Linked DNA regions of Homo sapiens: region 2 is linked to region 1. A link is an interaction called in ENCODE POLR2A ChIA-PET data of the cell type or tissue named here. Cell type or tissue: MCF 10A. All regions are shown on one strand. Each heading gives the region's core, and the rest is flanking DNA. Links, peaks and the distances in the headings are about the cores only.

Region 1 (4,389 bases), core at 297-4,296:
CAGGGACGGTGGGGGCTCCGTGCCCCCTGGACCCACCGGCAGCTGGGCACATCTCTCACCTGAATATTGGCTGCCTCCAGACCACAGGACTGCAGCCTGGGGCTTCCGGCCCTACACAGCTGGGCTGTTTTCTTAAGGGCTTGATTTCCAAGGGCCACATCTCTGCACCTTCCGGGCTCTGAACTTTGAGACAGGGCTTTAGCACTGTGCAGAGGGGAGATCCTGAGTTTTCTGTAAAAAATGACCTTTTGTTCACTCCACCCTCAGAACTCTGCCATGTTGCCTCGTCAGACTCTTGGTGGCTTTATTTGAAATCAGTGCTGAGAAATAGTGAATTCTCGACATGAAATGTGAGGCCCCAGTGACAGGGACTGCCCAGGTCTTTAGGGAAGGGGACTGATGTTATCAGAGGCCTCCTGTGTGCCACATACTGTGCTTGTCCTGTCTTCACCTCTTCATCCTGGCAAGCCTTCATTTGGCAAGGCTGTAGCCGATGTGCCCCACGCTGGACAGCTTGAAGAGGTGGGACTGAGATCCAAAGCCAGGGCCAGCTGAGCCGTGGGTGTTGCCCTGTAGCATGTGCCCGGTCCAGTCAGTGCAGTCATGTATGAGGAGAATTTACTGAGCTCATACTCTGTGCTGGGTTCTGTGGATTCTGTGGTGAATGAGACAGAGGCTGCCCCTGCCCTGGCTGAGCTCATGGTGTGGGTTGGGGATGGCAGGGGAGGATGCTGACCATTACGGAGGGCTGCCAGGCTTCCAGGGTCATTGTGTCAGAGGCTGGCCTGAGGAAGGGGAGAATGGGTGGCCACCTGCCCTAATCTCAGTTACAAAGCCTAAAATTGCACTATTTTCACCTCATTCTGTCGGCTGAAGGATTTCTCCCCAGCTGGTGCAGTTTGTGGAAGGAGGGAGGGCAGGAATGGAGGGGGACAGGGCAGGAGTTTGCCCTGGCCCTGGGGTAGGGGCTGTGAGGCTGTGGGGGCTCGCTTGCCCACATGACCTGACCTAGGCTAGGCAGTGGGGGCCAGGGGCCTTGGAGAGACAGAAACATGGGCTTTGGCACAGTCTGACTTCATTGCCCAAAGATTTCTCGAGGCCTGTGAAGAATGGGAGTGGGCTTGTGTTCTTGTCCTGGGTCTTTGTCTTGAAGATCCTAAGATCCCGTGACACAGCCCCCCAATCCACCCGTGTGAGGGACCAGAGGGCTAGTGTGGGGTCATGGCCCACGACCTGGCCTGTTTCTGGAGCCTCTTCTGCACCTAGGAGCCCAGGACCCCCACAGTGGTGGCTTACTTTTCCCCATCCTCAAGGACCTGGTACTCATTGAGGTGGAAATGACTCATGCAACAGTTGGTGAATTTGTAAAGCAGGAGTGGCATTTCAACAGGCCACAAGGACAAAGTGACAAAGGCGTGCGTCAGGTCAGATGCCTCCTGAAGCCCAACGATGGACCATTCTCACCCGTAAACATGCCTTTCCCATATGCATAGGTGCACCCCTTGGGATTCTGGGGCTGTCAGTCCCTTTGTGTATGGTGCCAGGGCAGGCAGCTCACGTTCTGGGGAGTGACACATGGGTATATGCCATCTTCATGCCTGGCTCCCCATGGAGTCTCCAGGAACCCCAGCCTGTTAGGGCCACATGAGAGAGAACAAATGGCTGTGGGTGCATGGGGAGGGACCTTTCACACAGGGCCATAGCTAAGTAGGGTCTTGAGGATGCAGGGGTTAGACAGGTGGGTGGAGAGAGGGCAGGACCTGCCTGGCAGATGGAACAGCCTGGTCAGATACTTGGATGTGCCTGTCCTGCCTGGGCCATAATGAGTTTCTGCAGTGGCGGCTCATTTGGAGCGTTTGTTGGGTTGGGAGGTGACCAGGGGTCCCCATTGTGAAGATCCTGATGTAAATGAGGAAAGGAACTTTAAGGGAACTGTGGAAGGGGTTCTGAGGTGGGACCAGATTTCAGTTTAGAAATATCCATTTGGCTTCCAGTGGAGATGTGCCAGGTGACACCAAGGAGGGGCCTGTTTAGGGGCAATGGAGTGGGCAGCTGGGGGCTGGGTTCATACACGTGCACACACACGCATACACAGGCACACATGTGTGCAATGGATTTGGGGAGGAGGCATTTCAGGATGCTGAGGTTTCCAGTTTGAGCAAGAGGAGGGTGAGGCCACTACCTGGGTCAAGGTGAATGGCATGTTCAGCAGGTGCAGAAAGGGCCACCTGCCACAGGGTTTGGCTGGGACCAGTGAAACCTACTTCATGAAGAGACTTTCTTCTGTGTCACGTGCAGATTCTTATGCATTCACGCTGGCTGGGTGCCACTCTGTGCTACCTCCATGCTGCCCTGGCTTGCCAGGATGGCAGGCCGGGCTGGGCTCAGCCAAGCTCCCACTCACCTCATCGTCACTGAGATGAGTATTTGCAGAGCGGTGCTGAAATCCAACACCTGTGTCTTGGCTGGGGCCCCAGATGATTCTCCTGGCTAAACCACGATCCTTGTCTCCCTAGCCCAGTTGCACAGCTGCTGCTGACAGGTCTACCTGAAGTGACTGCAGCCTCATTTCTGATTGGAACTGGAGACCCCTCCCAACCCCCTTTGCTGTGCCCTCTCCTGGAACAGCCCTGATGCCTGCAGTGGTTTAGGGCCCCAGAGCATGGCCAGCGGTTTAGTTTACAGATCTCCTCCCCTTGGACTCTAGATTTCTGGCCAGACTTTCTGGGTCCCTTTCAGGCCCTGCTCTGGGAGGTGTTGGAGTTCACTGTTGATGTGTTTGTTTGGCTTTGAATTCAAAACAGATACAAATTTGGAGGTGAGAGCTTTGCCAGACCCCAGCAGGGATGGGGCATCGGTCCTGACTGGTCTTGTTTATTTTGTCCTGGTAAATTCTGTTCTTTGGAGCATAAACCCTGGAGTCCTAGAGCCCCTTGCCTCAGCAGGAATCCCCCCTCTGTCTGCTCCAGGGGCTCCCTGCTTCTGCCCACCTGCTCTCCTTCCATGGCATTCAGGACCCCCGACAGCTGAAGCCTCTCTTCATATAGCTTGTCCCCTCTGGGCCTGCCTGTCTTGTGTCCAGGACACAAGACACGCATCCCTTGTCTGGCCCCAGGCTGCCATCACTGTCACAAGAAACTCATAGAGTAGAGCTGGTCTGAGGTCACAGTGCTGGTGGTGGTGGAAAAGCAGGGATGGCCTGTTCCACTGTGATCTTACCTCCTGTGTCACCTGGATTGGGTCTCTGTCCCCTTAGACATGCTAGATCCTAACTTTACAAGGGCTGAAGGGGTCTTCTACACGCAGGTCCCAACACTTTGGGCTGGGGTTGGCCACCGTAGCTTAGTGGGCTAAAGCTGGAGTTTGAATCTGGATATATAGGATCCACACCTATAGCCATGTGATCTTGGGCAAGTTACAAGCCTTGATCATCTTCCTCATCTGTAAGATGGGGATGACAATGGTGCCTCCTTCACATGCTTGGTGTGGAGATTAAATAGAATAACCCAAGTAGTGCCTGGCACTGAGTTAGTGCTCAGCACACAGGCTGGTAGTGTTGGGCACCCCTCTCATAGCCACATTCAGGGGCCACCTCTTACCCTGCCAGCTTGGCTGTGATCACAGCCCACATCCCACTTCCTTAAAAGTCCCTTGTTCAGAGCCTCTTTCCAGGTTCCTCGCCCCACAGCTTTGCACCCTGCCTGGGACTTGGCCCTCTGGCTGGGGCTTCTGAAAATGTAGTTCCCAGAGTGCATTGAGGAGGGCTACCCTAGCCCTCACCACTCATCTTGGGCTGGGTTCCCCAGAAGCTTCTGCTGAGATGAGGATGCTGGAGTTATTAGGGAGGGGAGAGCAAGTTAAGGGAGGGGCAGAAGGCAAGGCAGGGTGTGATTTCAGTCCAAGTCAGACCCTAAAGGGGAGCCCTGGATGCAGTCCCACCTCAGAGTAAGGACTACCCAGGGGTGAAGATGTAGCCTCCAGGCACTTCTGCTCTCTGGCAGGCAGGCTAGGAAGCTCTAGGAGCCCCAGGGTAGGTTTCTGCTGGAGTCGTAGGGCCTATTTTGGGGGAAGTTGTGCACAGAAACCACCAGAGGGAGTCACAGGCATCTGGGGGTGCACCCATTGACATTTGCATCCATGTCATGCCAAGCTTGTAGCCCACAAATGCCCAACCCTTTTCTCCATGCATTGCTCTGTCTCAGTTTTGTTCACGCCAAGCAGCCTTGGTTAGTTAAATGCAGAGCTTGGCATTTGCCCATGTTAAATTCCTTCTCCTTTTTCATTCTGGCCTGGCCTGGTTTTGCCATCTGAAGCTATGACAAGTCCTTTATCAGTTTTCATCCAACTTGTCAGGCAGGGCAGGGCTGGTATGAAGCCCAGGACATATCA
Region 2 (4,389 bases), core at 207-4,206, 470 kb after region 1:
CCAATCAAAGAAAGCCCCAGATAGCCCAGGGTGTGCCACAGCTGTTACTTGGGGCTTTCCTCATGTTATGTCCAAGCCAGCTTCAGCTCCCCTTCAATTGCATCCCCTAACAATCCTGAATTGCATTTCTGAATCTAGGACTAGTTTTTAAGGCCCTCCAACGTGGATACATGGTTTCTTTGCCATTGACCATTGACAAAAAGCTTTGAATTCAACTCTATTTTTCCCTCATTTGGTCACCTCAAGTAGTAAATTGAATCACTTTAAACTACTGGTTTTGTAGGTCAAAAACAAATATTTCATAACTTTCAGTGTAAAAAAAAATTACTCTTGAGCGACTCCAACACCTAGCAACCCCATAGCTGGCGCTAGCCCACTTGGCCAGCACTGTGGTTCGGCTGGCTCCCAGTTTTGTACAACCCCACTTCCATTTTGCTTTCCCAACTAATTATTTTATTATACTCTCTTTTGATGCCTGATAAACCCCTTCTTGTTCTTTTTCAGAATTATTCAGTCCACTATTGCTTATTTTTCAATGTTGGATTCAGCTTGTCTAGTACCAAAAGTACCTTGTTGGTCTTTTCCAGAAAGATTTATGGATCAACTTAAGAACAATTGACATCTTTATGATTTTGGATATTCCTATTCAAGAACAGAATATGCCTTTTGATTTAATCAAGTTATCTTTGTGTTCTTTATTAATTTTAATAAAATATTTATTGAAATATAATTCAAATACCATAAAATATGTCATTTATTTTGTTTCTTTATTTTATTTTTTTAGAGACAGTCTCACTCTGTTGTCCAGGCTGGAGAGCAGTGGCTCCATCATGGCTCACTGTAATATGGAACTCCTGGGCTCAAGTGACCCTCCTGCCTCAGCCTCCCCAGTAGCTGGGACTACACCACACCCAACTAATTTTGTAGTTTTCTGTAGAGATGGGATCTCGCTATATTGTCCCAGCACACACCACCACACCCAACTAATTTTGTAGTTTTCTGTAGGGATGGGATCTTGCTATATTGTCCTGGCTGGTCTTGAATTCCTGGTTTCAAGTGATCCTCCTGCCTTGGCCTCCCAAAATGCTGGGATTACAAGTATGAGCCACCATGCCTGGCCAAAAAATACCATTTTAAACTGTATATATCACTGCTTTATAGCATATTCACAGAGTTGTCTAACCATCATCACAACCAATGTTTGAACTGTTCATCATTTCAAAAAGTCACTCCATAACCTTTAGCTATCACCCCAGTCCCCTATTCCCCCATCTCCAAGCAACCACTAATCTACTTTGTGTCTCTATGAATTTATCTATTCTGGATAGCTTATCTAAAGGGAATTATATAATACATGGCCTTTTATGACTGGCTTCTTTCACTTAGCACAGTGTTTTCAAGGTTCAGCCATAGTGTAACAGATATCAATATTTCCTTCCTTTTTATAAAAAAGTTGTGGTAGGCCAGGCGCAGTGGTCATGTCTGTAATCCCAGCACTTTGGGAGGCCGATGTGGGCTGATCACCTGACGTCAGGAGTTTGAGACCAGCCTGGCCAACATGGTGAAACCCCATCTCTACTAAAAATACAAAAACATTAGCTGGGTGTGATGGTGCATGCCTGTAATCCCAGCTACTTGGGAGGCTGAGGTAGGAGAACCACTTGAACCCAGGTGGCGGAGGTTGCAGTGAGCCAAGATCGGGCCACTGCACTCCAGCCTAGGTGACAAGAGCAAGACTCCGTCTCAAAAAAAAAAAAAAAAAAAAAAGGAAAAAGCTGTGGTAAAATCACATACAAAATTTATCATCTTAACTATTTTTAAGTGTTTGTTTCAATAGTGGTAACTTTATTCACATTGATATGCAACAGATCTCTAGAACTTTTCCATCTTGCAAAAGTGAAACTCTGTGCTCACTGGACAGCTGTCCATTTCCTTCTCATTCCAGCCCCTGGCAACCACCCTTCTACTTTCCGTCTATGGATTTGACTACTTTAGATACCAAATAAGTGAAATCATACAGTGTTTGTCTTTCTGTGACTGACTTATTTCATTTAGTGCAATGCCTTTAAGGTTCATCAATGTCGTAGCATGTGACAGTATTTTCTTATTTTTTAAGGCTGAATAATGTTACAATTTTAATAATTATATATCATTATAATAACTGAATAATATTTACAACAATACAATTGCATTTTATGTATAAGTACATTTTAAAATCCATTAATGACATTTGGGTTGCTTTCACCTCTTGGCTATTGTGAATAATGCTGCAGCAAGCATGAGTGTGCAAATATTTCTTTGGGATCCTGCTTTCAATACTTTTGGGTATATACCCAAAAGGGGGATTGCTGGAATATATGGTAATTCTATTTTTATTTTTTTTAGGAACCTCCCTACCATTTTTCATAGCATCTGCGCCATTTTACATTCCCATTAACAAAGCACAAGGGTTCCAGTTTCTCTACATCCTTGCTAGCATTTGTTATTCTGTTTTTTTGATCCTAGACATCCTAACAGGTGTGAAGTGATGTCTCATTGTAGTTTTGATTTGCATTTCTTGAATGATTAGTGATGTTGAACATCTGTTCATAGGCCTGTTAGCTATTTGTATATCTTCACTGGAGAAATGTTTATTCAATCAATTGCCCATTTTTAAATTGGGTTATTTGTTTTTGTTGTAGTTGAGTTGTAAGAGTTCCTTATGTATTCTGGACATTAACCCTTCCTCAGATATGTGATTCACAAGTTTTTTTTTTTCCATTCCATAGGTTGCCTTTTCACTCTGCTCATTGTTTCCTTTGACAGAGAGACGTTTTTAAGTTTGATGTAGTCCCATTTATCTATTTTTGATTTTGTTGCCTGTACTTTTAGTATCACATTCAATAAATCATTGTCAAATCTCATCTTATGAAGTTTCCCCCTAGGTTTTCCTCTAAGAGTTTTATAGTTTTACATCTTAGCATTTAGCCTTTAATCCATTTCGAGTTATTTTTTTTTTTTTTTTTTTTGAGACGGAGTCTCGCTCTGTCGCCCAGGCCGGACTGCGGACTGCAGTGGCGCAATCTCGGCTCACTGCAAGCTCCGCTTTCCGGGTTCACGCCGTTCTCCTGCCTCAGCCTCCCGAGTAGCTGGGACTACAGGCGCCCGCCACCACGCCCGGCTAATTTTTTGTATTTTTAGTAGAGACGGGGTTTCACCTTGTTAGCCAGGATGGTCTCGATCTCCTGACCTCATGATCCACCCGCCTCGGCCTCCCAAAGTGTCGAGTTAATTTTTGTATATGAGGTTACAGGCATGAACCACCATTCCCCGCTATCAACTTTATTCTTTTTGCATGTGGATATAGTTTTCCCAACACCATTTGCTGAAGAGACTGTCCTTCTCCCATTGTGAGATGTTGGTGCCCTTGCTAAAGATCATTTGACCATATGTACAAGGGTTTATTTCTGGGCTCTCTATTCTGTTACATTGGTCTATATGTCTATCTTTATATCAGTACCACATTGTGGGTTTTTGGGGGTTTTTTTGAGACGGAGTCTCACTCTGTAAGCCCAGGCTGGAGGGCAACGGCACTATCTCAGCTCACTGCAACCTCCATCTCCAGCTTCAAGTGGTTCTAATGTCTTAGCCTCCCAAGTAGTTGTGACTGTAGCCACGAGCCATTATGCCTAGCTAATTTTTTTATTTTTTGTAGAAATGACCTTTTGCCATGTTGTCCAGGCTGGCCTTGAACTCCTGGGCTCAAGCAATCCTCCCACCTTGGCATACCAAAGTACTGGGATTACAAGTGTGAGTCAGCACATCCAGCTGCTATGTCGTCTTCTGTCTCCTCGTGTTTCTGGAGAGATATTCGTTGTCTCTGCCCATATAGTCCCTTTTGTATCCAGTGACTCTTTGCTGCTTCCTCGAGATCCCGGGACATAGGATTCCTTTAGAAAAGTGAGAGCCCTGGGGCTTTTGGTCTCATCTCCTGGATGCATCCCTCACTCATTCCTCTCTGGGATCCTTCCATGTCCAAAGGGGCCTCTGGAAAGAGAGGCTAAGATCCCCCTTTGCTGAGAATTCCAGCTTTCCCTCTGCTCTCCTTGGGATTCACAATCCTGCTTCCTTTCAGCACCACTGATCCTTCCCTGGAGCACTCTTCTCCCTTTGACTTTTTCTGAAAACTTTCTCATTCTCCTTAAAAATGAAAGCCAAGGAGCATTACTAGCTAGCTAGGCTTTCTGCCTTGCTTCCTGTCTCCCCAATGCACTAGAGCATCTGACTCCATGGCTGAATGAGAGGAAAGGAAAGAAAAAATTTGTGATAACTGAAAATGTTGCTGCCCATATACCTCTACCTTGCAGACCTCCAGAACAAACTCTTCCTATGGAATGATAAATGATGTGA

Evidence for each region. ChIA-PET counts read pairs that join two places held together with the same protein. Peaks named below come from ENCODE experiments on the same cell type or tissue, not always from the same donor. Only the 100,000 strongest peaks of a DNase experiment are listed, where the experiment ranks them.
Region 2: POLR2A ChIA-PET joins it to region 1 with 7 read pairs; 2 of 35 experiments call an interaction of 5 or more read pairs at or near these places.

What each region holds. Positions count from the first base shown.
Region 1 is chr10:46,544,915-46,549,303 of GRCh38, reverse strand. GPRIN2 (G protein regulated inducer of neurite outgrowth 2) reads left to right here. Exons shown (of 3, transcript NM_001385282.1): 3 at 1-4,389. Among named protein-coding and RNA genes, the nearest start is that of GPRIN2, 9.5 kb to the left of the region's middle. In MCF 10A, for the core only: a CTCF peak has its summit at 4,120 (motif pointing right); DNase peaks (open chromatin) are centred at 2,383 and 4,093.
Region 2 is chr10:46,070,377-46,074,765 of GRCh38, reverse strand. No RefSeq gene overlaps it. Among named protein-coding and RNA genes, the nearest start is that of MSMB, 26 kb to the right of the region's middle. In MCF 10A, for the core only: no CTCF peak of the experiment used is centred there; no DNase peak of the experiment used is centred there.